3 separate regions of the Homo sapiens genome follow, and regions 2 and 3 are each linked to region 1. The links are chromatin contacts, found by Hi-C or POLR2A ChIA-PET in ENCODE. All regions are on one chromosome and are shown on one strand. Each heading gives the region's core, a stretch centred on a gene start or an enhancer-like site at or near the end of the contact. The rest is flanking DNA. Distances are from core to core; before and after follow the strand shown.

What was found. Hi-C counts contacts between places; a loop is a spot of excess contacts on that map. ChIA-PET counts read pairs that join two places held with the same protein, here RNA polymerase II (POLR2A). Pooled maps may share reads with other maps.
Region 2: a map with no recorded cell type shows a loop between it and region 1 (2.0-fold over the local background). The contact joins two enhancer-like sites. A Hi-C loop is called at or near these places in 1 of 168 maps with a recorded cell type or tissue (naive thymus-derived CD4-positive, alpha-beta T cell), 5 of 37 single-sample maps with no recorded cell type and 10 of 50 pooled maps. POLR2A ChIA-PET finds 5 or more read pairs at or near these places in 2 of 52 experiments (T-cell and activated naive CD8-positive, alpha-beta T cell).
Region 3: a pooled map shows a loop between it and region 1 (2.3-fold over the local background). The contact joins two enhancer-like sites. A Hi-C loop is called at or near these places in 1 of 37 single-sample maps with no recorded cell type and 9 of 50 pooled maps. POLR2A ChIA-PET finds 5 or more read pairs at or near these places in 1 of 52 experiments (A549).

What each region holds. Positions count from the first base shown.
Region 1 is chr5:143,354,593-143,357,292 of GRCh38, reverse strand. The region is part of intron 2 of NR3C1 (nuclear receptor subfamily 3 group C member 1); the gene reads left to right. Among named protein-coding and RNA genes, the nearest start is that of NR3C1, 48 kb to the left of the region's middle. Within about 2 kb of position 1,377, at least 19 of the 41 ENCODE cell types and tissues checked have a DNase peak (open chromatin) inside an H3K27ac peak, as active enhancers do.
Region 2 is chr5:143,176,027-143,178,726 of GRCh38, reverse strand. The region is part of intron 20 of ARHGAP26 (Rho GTPase activating protein 26); the gene reads right to left. Among named protein-coding and RNA genes, the nearest start is that of ARHGAP26-IT1, 15 kb to the left of the region's middle. Within about 2 kb of position 1,311, at least 8 of the 41 ENCODE cell types and tissues checked have a DNase peak (open chromatin) inside an H3K27ac peak, as active enhancers do.
Region 3 is chr5:143,594,225-143,596,924 of GRCh38, reverse strand. The region is part of intron 3 of LOC105378209 (a long non-coding RNA gene); the gene reads right to left. Among named protein-coding and RNA genes, the nearest start is that of MIR5197, 84 kb to the left of the region's middle. RefSeq lists a cis regulatory region at 527-540 and enhancers at 462-606, 427-721, 485-1,684. Within about 2 kb of position 1,449, at least 9 of the 41 ENCODE cell types and tissues checked have a DNase peak (open chromatin) inside an H3K27ac peak, as active enhancers do.

The sequences.
Region 1 (2,700 bases), core at 128-2,627:
TAAAAAATGTAACTTTCCCTGTAATTATTAAAGTATCAATCTAAATTTGAATTTTCTTTGTGCATAATCTTTTTTCAAGCTATTTACCATGTTGACAAACTTGCTTTCCTGTGGCAAATACACTAGCAATACGTTATAAATATGTAACTTTCAACCTATTTACAGTTGATGCTTTTTTAGCCCTTTGGATTTAAAATACAAGCACTGAAGAGGTGAGGAAGTACCACTGCTGCCTCAGCATTATTTCGAAATTCTGTTTATAAACTATACAATTTCCAAGGTCATGAATCCAGCACCTTTCCAGGTACTAACTATTGGGACAAAGATAGAATTTGATTTTATTTATTTACCTATTGACTGAAGTCTAACTTAAATCTTGCACCTAGTAAGATCTTAGAAATAACGTGTGTACTCTGACCTGTAAACTAATCCTAGTATTCTGTGTGTATATTCTTTCTCATTTGGGCTCTTAAAAGGAAAAGTAACGTACATCTGATGATCATTAGCACTGAGCTTTTTCAGCAAAAAGTATATGTTTATAAAGAAGTATAGGATAATTTAGTAATTTAATAATGTGACAACATTTGCGTGTGTTTTTTTTTTTGAGAAATACAAATTGTGAGAAACAGAAAAGTAAAAGAAGCAGCAGCAGAAATATCACTATAGGATCAAAAGATTGCAGGAACCAAAACTCCAAAATTATTGGGCATAATGTACTAAAAACAGGGCAGTGGAGGAAAGGGACAGTCCAGACTAGCTCTGAGGGTCCAAAGAAAGTATTAAATATTGTTACTGGAGTGATTTGCTCTGCTATTTGGGCTTGGGAATTAAGTGAAATTGTTGATATACTAGACAGATACTTCCCACCCATTTTTCTCTTGATAATCAGGGTTCATTTTTTCTATTTTCTATTTCTCTGGATGCTCCATTTCTTAATATTAATATTAATATTAAGCTCTCAGTCTTTATGCTAAAAATTGGTTATTTAAAACAATTTAAATCAACTTCAGTCTAATTGGCTTAAGTTCAAATCCATTTTAAGATCGATATTGTGTCCTTTAAAAATTTTATTTAAAAGATATTTAAACTGATGAGAGGATACTACCCATTCCACTGATAAACTATTACTGTAAGTTTGTCTATTGAGGGCTAGTTATTTGGTTTAAAAATGCTGAGATTATGGAAAGTGGATTGGAATATTTTGGAGCAATATTAAAAACAGTATCTGTAACAATTTAATAAACTTATAAATTCCTCTTTCTCTGTTGATCTATCTTGAAAAGACACTCTATGTCTCTAGGCATTCCTTCTCTGTGGTGTGATTGGTAGACAGGGAGTAAACAACTTACTGTAAATGGGCACCATGCCAGTTGGCTTCAGGCAGCATCAAGCTTGTGACTCACAGTCAGGGTTAGGAAAATGCCTTTTAACTTGTTTGTCTCTGCCTCTTTTAAACATTAAAGGCACAACTGTACTAATTATTAAGTATTTCATAAGGTCTTTTAGGGCTTATAAGATCTTTTAGGAATGGCCTGGAAGTTATTAGTACTGTTTCATTGAATCTGAATACCTTTAACATGATAATGAGAAGTTTTTAAAGGGTGGTTTTATAGTTAAACGGAATTTCTCAAATTGGCTTGCTCCTTATGTTGATTTATTTAGGATCACATTTGGGAGTTTCTCTGCCCTACTTTCAATGTATTTAATTTACTGACCATCACTATTTGGGGGGAAAATGTTATATGATATTTAGAAACCAAGAGTTTTGGAGTTTTTCCCCCATTAGATGTATTTATTTATTTATTTATTATTTTTTAAAGACAGGGTCTTGCTCTGTCACCCAGGCTGGAGCACAGTGGCATGATCCTAGCTCACTGTATTCTTGAACTCCTGGGCTCAGACTGTCCTCCCACCTCAGCCCAAGTGGCTAAGTATCAAGTAAGAATCACCTGGCAAATTCCAAGGCTGTATACCAGATTTCCTAAATTAGAATTTTGGGGTTGGGTATCTGAATTTTAGTAAAGCCCTCCAAATGTTTCTGGTATTGCTTCTAAGAACAATTGATAACATAATAGCTGTGGCCATTATAGGGGTATTCTGTCATATTTAGATATAAGCATACCTTGTTTTATTGTACTTCCCAAATATTGCGTGTTTATTTTGTTTTGTTTCACTTACAAATTGAAGGTTTGTGGCAACCCTATATTAAGCGAGTCTGTCAGTGCCATTTTTCCAACAGCTTGTGCTCATTTTGTGTCTCTGTGTCACATTTTGGTAATTCTCTCAATATATCAAACTTTTTCATCATTTTTGTATCTGTTACGACCAGTGATCAGTGATCTTTGATTTTTTCTTTTTTTTTTTTTTTTTGAGACGGACTTTTGCTCTGTCACCCAGGCTGGAGTGCAGTGGTTCAATCTTGGCTCACAGCAACCTCTGCCTCCCAGGTTCAAGCAATCCTCCTGCCTCAGCCTCCCCAGTAGCCGGGCCTACAGGCGTGTGCCACCACGCCTGGCTAATTTTTGTATTTTTAGTAGAGATGGGGATTCCCCATGTTGGCCAGGCTGGTCTCGAACTCCTGACCTCAGGTGATCCGCTCACCTTGGCCTCCCAAAGTGCTGGGATTACCGTGCCAGCCTGATGTTACTATTTTAATTGTTTTCAGGCACCATAAACCTCACCTGTATAAGGCACCGTACT
Region 2 (2,700 bases), core at 62-2,561, 180 kb after region 1:
CCCTCCTGGGGCAATCGTGAGGAAATGTGAAGCTCTCAGCTCAGTGTCTGGCACCAAGGGAGCCCCCATGGGCAGCAGCAGCTGTTGTTAAGTACAACGACAGAAATGAGCACCAGCTATTGTAGTAGCGCTGAATAGTGGCACCTAAGCCAGTCAAGGGGCAGGGCAGCAGGGAAGGCTCCCTGGAGGAGGACTCAGTGGATCCTAAAAGAAACAGCAGATGTTAGCAAGTGTAGGTAGGGGAAGCAAATCCCATGTGGAAGGAACTGCAGTCTCCCATCTTTCTATGTTTCTTGCAAAGTTGTCACCCTCATACAATGAACACAATGCTCCTTCTTCTGGGTACTGATTCAACAGAAAGAGCACTGAACTTTGAATCCAAAGGTCCAGGCTTGAACAGGAGCTTACAGGTTAAGACTGCCACACAGGCTGGGCACGGTGGCTCACGCCTGTAATCTCAGCACTTTGGGAGGCTGAGGTGGGCAGATCACTTGAGGTCAGGAGTTTGAGACCAGCCTGGCCAACATAGTGAAATCCCATCTCTACTGAAAATACAAAAATTAGCCGGGCATGGTGGCATGCACCTATAATCCCAGCTACTTGGGAGGCTGAGGCAGGAGAATCATTTGAGCCTGGGAAGCGGAGGTTGTAGTGAACAGAGATTACACCACTGCACTCCAGCCCAGGTGACAGAGTGAGATGCTGTCTCAAAAAAAAAAAAAAAAAAAAAAAAAAAAAAGGACTGCCACACAGACTTGAACAGGCCACTTATGCCCTCTGAGCCTCAGTGTCCCTCATTTAGAAAATGTAGGAGATAGTAGTTGCCCTGCACTCATCATGCTTTCCATCCGTATTTATCACACACCTGGAAAGAGCACCCTCAAGTGCTGGGGAAACAATAGTGAACAAGAAACAGGTGTGGGCCTGACCTACGTTACAGCTTAGAGCAGGAATCAGAGAAGAAAATGGGCAACTATAGTACAGTATGCCAAGTGCTATGATTTGGGTTAGTGCCAAAATCAAATGAAACACTCTGCAAACTGTTTCAAGTGGCTCTGAAAACTGAAAAGCACTATAAATATATTTTGTAGTATTATTGTTATTCCTGACAGCAGTGCCAGCCAGATCCTAAGCCTATCAGAAATTTTTCCCAACTTCTGGTCTGCCGACAGCACCTTGTCTCCAAGGCAGCTATGGGTGAGCATGCATATCAAATACATGTACGTGTCTGCTACTGACGTGCCAGCTCTGCCAGGTTTTCTGTGGTCTGGTAATCAACCATGACTGAGCGTCTTGGCATTCGATGAGTCCTGTTTTCACTGGGGAGCATTATGCTTGGTGATCTCACATACATTTCACGGATCCAAATCCTACAGGCTCGTGATGCAGCCTGAGAAGCTGATTCCTTCATTTGACAAGCACTATGTAGCAAACAAAAGCCAAACACTATTCTGAGAGGCCAACTAGATGGTCCTTGGTCCACAGATGATCAACTTAGTGAAAAAGACACTTGGGAAACTAATATGATGAAGTGTTATCATTTATTCTAGATTGTATATAGTGAGTGATCATATAACTTATCACCCAAACCAGCACATTGAAGCAGAAAGGCGCAATTAAATTTATACCAGGGCAACAGAACTAACAGGCAAATGAAGAGGTATGGTCCCTACATATAATATAAAGGTCAAATGGCTTGTTCAAAGTAATGACAGATGAGTGCCAGAGCCAAAGCACATTGATATTGTAGCCTAATTAGATGTCACTCACAGCTTTGCTTTCCACAGAACTAGTTATATACTTTACATGGCTCCTTGCAATACGTAATTCTCTTTGCAAATTAGATCCTAAAGGCATTTACGGATTCTGAGATTATGAGCTGAAAATTGCATAACGATGAAAATCAGACACCCGAGTCTCTTTTATGGTGGAAATTTTCATTATAGTATTGAAATTTAAGTTTCAATGCCAAATGTAGACCTCTGCCTAATGGTCTGCTACTTAGGTTTACGTTAAGCCCTTAACTAAAGTAATTCCTTCCGCAGGCTCCAAAATGAACTGTCTTTCCAAGTGCTTTTTAACATCAAAATTTAAAAGCTGTCTCTAAGCTACCCTGGGGCGAAGGTAAATTAATTTCTCATTTTTAGGCTGGCTCTTTACATTCAGTGGTGAAAGGACTTCTATGTCAATGCATATGAGCATGGAGGTGGTGCTCCCAGGAAGAAGAACCAGAGGAGGGACACAAAAACTCTCGAAAACAAACATGCCATGGTGCTTGGGAGTCACTATTCTGCCCAAAGGGTTCGCCTGCCAAGCCTGCAGGTAAATTCCCATAAGAAACTTACTTTCAAAGTAGAGTCCCACTGGATTAATTCCTACCATCTAAGAAGTGAACGTCAGTTCATAAATATAAAAGCAGAAGTGGCTGGCAAGTCTCTTATGCAGTCTGCTGAGCAGCAGATGGCTCACTACACAGGCATCATGACTTTTCATTTTTAAGGAACAAATGCTTGGCTAATCTCTGGCTAAGAGAAGACATAAATCTCATAAAGACAATTCTGTTTCATTGTCACGTGTCATATTTCATTTATTTATTTATTTATTTACTTATTTGAGACACAGTCTCACTCTGTCACCCAGGCTGGAGTGCAGTGGTGCCATCTCAGCTCACTGAAACCTCCACCTCCTGGGTTCAAGTGA
Region 3 (2,700 bases), core at 200-2,699, 240 kb before region 1:
GGAAGGGTCTTGGATTCTCCTCTTTTGCTAATTTTTGATGTATTATTATTAAATGATTGTAACCATCATTAGAATTCTATGTATTTATGTGTAAATTTAAAATATTTGTAACTTTAGTATTTAGAACTACTTTAAAACAAAACCATGTACAAGCCTATCCATATTCTTTCAGTTTCATTGTGGCTGGATACTATGTTGCCTTGAATTTTACCTGTTACTTGCCCAGCTTCTGGATTTCCAGTATCAGAACATTAGAGGTTCATATTTTCCATACAAAAATAGAAAAAGTCATAATGGCGTGAAAGTCCCTGGGAGATTCACCCTTTCTTCTAGTGTGGTGTCTCAGCAAGTTCCCAGGCATATCACAGGATGGGAAGGATGGGGAAATACTCACCTAGGGCACTTACAAGGAGATAAGAATGGGAGGGCAGAGGGAGTTGGTCACCACGCTTGAACAAAGGGAGAAAAATATGTACACCTCTCATGAGTCATCAGTGAAAGTATCCAGCATGCTCAGGGGGCCTCCTGAACTTTGAAACTTGGATTTAATCCAGACATGAAATATGGAAAGTCACTCTTTATGCAATGCTTTCATCACCACCTCCGTTTTGCCTCTCTTTCATCTCAGTTAAGAGATACAAGACAGGTTCTTGTAATGACTGCCTGTGATTGCCATGCTAACAAAACTATTTACATGGAAATTAGGAATCCCATGTAGAATTCCAGAATCAAAGGTCCTGTGGATATGGTAATCAAGAAAATGTCTTTATATCCACATTATTGTGCCCATATGGTTATGATGCCATCTGGGTGCTAATTCTAATGCTATTCTTTCATGAGATGTTTAATAGTGCTCAATATTATTGACTGTTTAGTAGGCAGTAGAATTAGAGTTCCAATTATATGAGGTCATAGCACTGGCTACATGAGTGACCAGAAAGATGACTTACAGGGATTCCAGAAAACACACACACACACACACACACACACACACACACGCGTACACATGCACGTACACATACATGTATGCACTCATCAGGTAACTCTTTAAAAATTACTTAAATTCCTGATGAAGAGGCTACCACTTCTAAACTAATAAATGTCATGTGGACAGATATCTCCTTAGTAGCTGGGCTCATGCCATCCCTGCCCAGAAAAGGGGGCTAGAATCCCACAGAAAAAGCAGAAGATTATGCCCTCTTAGGAACTATAGTCCATCCTCCCAAGGTTTTTTTCCCCTTTAAGCAAATCCTCCTCACAAAAGAAAGATATGTTTATTTGTATTTTCAGTTAAGTTGACTATTTATTCACATTTCCTGCTGATGAGTCATTTATGCAGTTTACTGAAAAAAATAAATTGGTCACTAAAGCACTGCAAAATTAGGGTTCAAAGACGCAAAACTGACGTAAGCATCAAATAGGTACAGGTTAAGAATTTAATCAGCAAATAGATCAGTCAGCACGCTAGGACAGTACTCACACAAAGACTGGGTTTTGTTTAATTCTTTTCCAAGGGATCAGCACAGCCAGCCTGTCTGGAGCACCTCTGTTGGTTTTGCTCATCAGATACTTGTAAACAGAGCAAACACAGATATTTGATCAAGAAACCAAACCCCACATGCCTGGAATCAAGTGTGAGAAAATATCTTGGGCTTACTCCCATGATGCCTGTGTAAAAGTCGCACCGTTTGTCTGTAAATAAAAGGCCTGAGTTTAGCAGAAGATCATAGGAAAATGCAGCAAATGCACCATGTTTACAATGTGCAAAGGCAGAGAGAAGCATCAGTTCTCAGCATGAGATTGTTGGTTATGCCTGTGGGGGAGCAGATGGGAGATCACTATTGATCTCTAAAGTAGCTGGGTCAGCCAGACATGTTGGCTCATGCCTGTAATCCCAATAATTCAGGAGGCCAAGGTGAGAGGACTGCTTGATCCCAGGAGTTCAAGATTACAGTCAGCTGTGATTGCACCACTGCACTCCAGCCTGGGCAACAAAGCGAAATGTGGTCTTTTTTAAAATAAACAAATAAAATGTAAAAGTGGCTGGGCCTGTGCTCCATATACAGACTCATTTGCCCTCTTCTCAAGAACTCATCTGCTTTTAAAACTGGAGGATGATTGTTATTTTTATTTCTTCTTCTGGATACATTTTTAACCAACGTTAGAAAAATCAACCAGAGAGACAAATATCCATATACATACAGTAGCTTCACTAAAATATCTAGGATGGTCGAAACTGTCACCAAGGAGCCTTAGAAATGGATATTAATAACATGTACTTACCATGTGCTAGGCACCACATATATTACCTGTGTTAATTAATCCTCAGAACCATGGAAGAGTTACCATTATTATTCTCAACTCATGGATGAAGAAAATGAGACATAGCTTTGCCAACATTCACAGCAAATAAAGGGTGGCCCATCTTGACTCCAAGTTCAAGGTCTTAGCCACTACTTTGCTGACGCCCATTGAAGATGAATCAAGCACACCTGCACCATATCCAGCTGGTTGTATTATATCCAGTCCTTCTTATTTTGCAAAGAACCAATTCTCCAAATTAAAAGTCTCTTAATATCACCCTAAATCTACAATCCATAAAACACACCTTTGATTTGTCATATACATTTTCTTTAATGAACAAAGACAAAACTTTGAAATTTTGTTCAATTGTTTGAAACAATGACCTCCACATGTTGC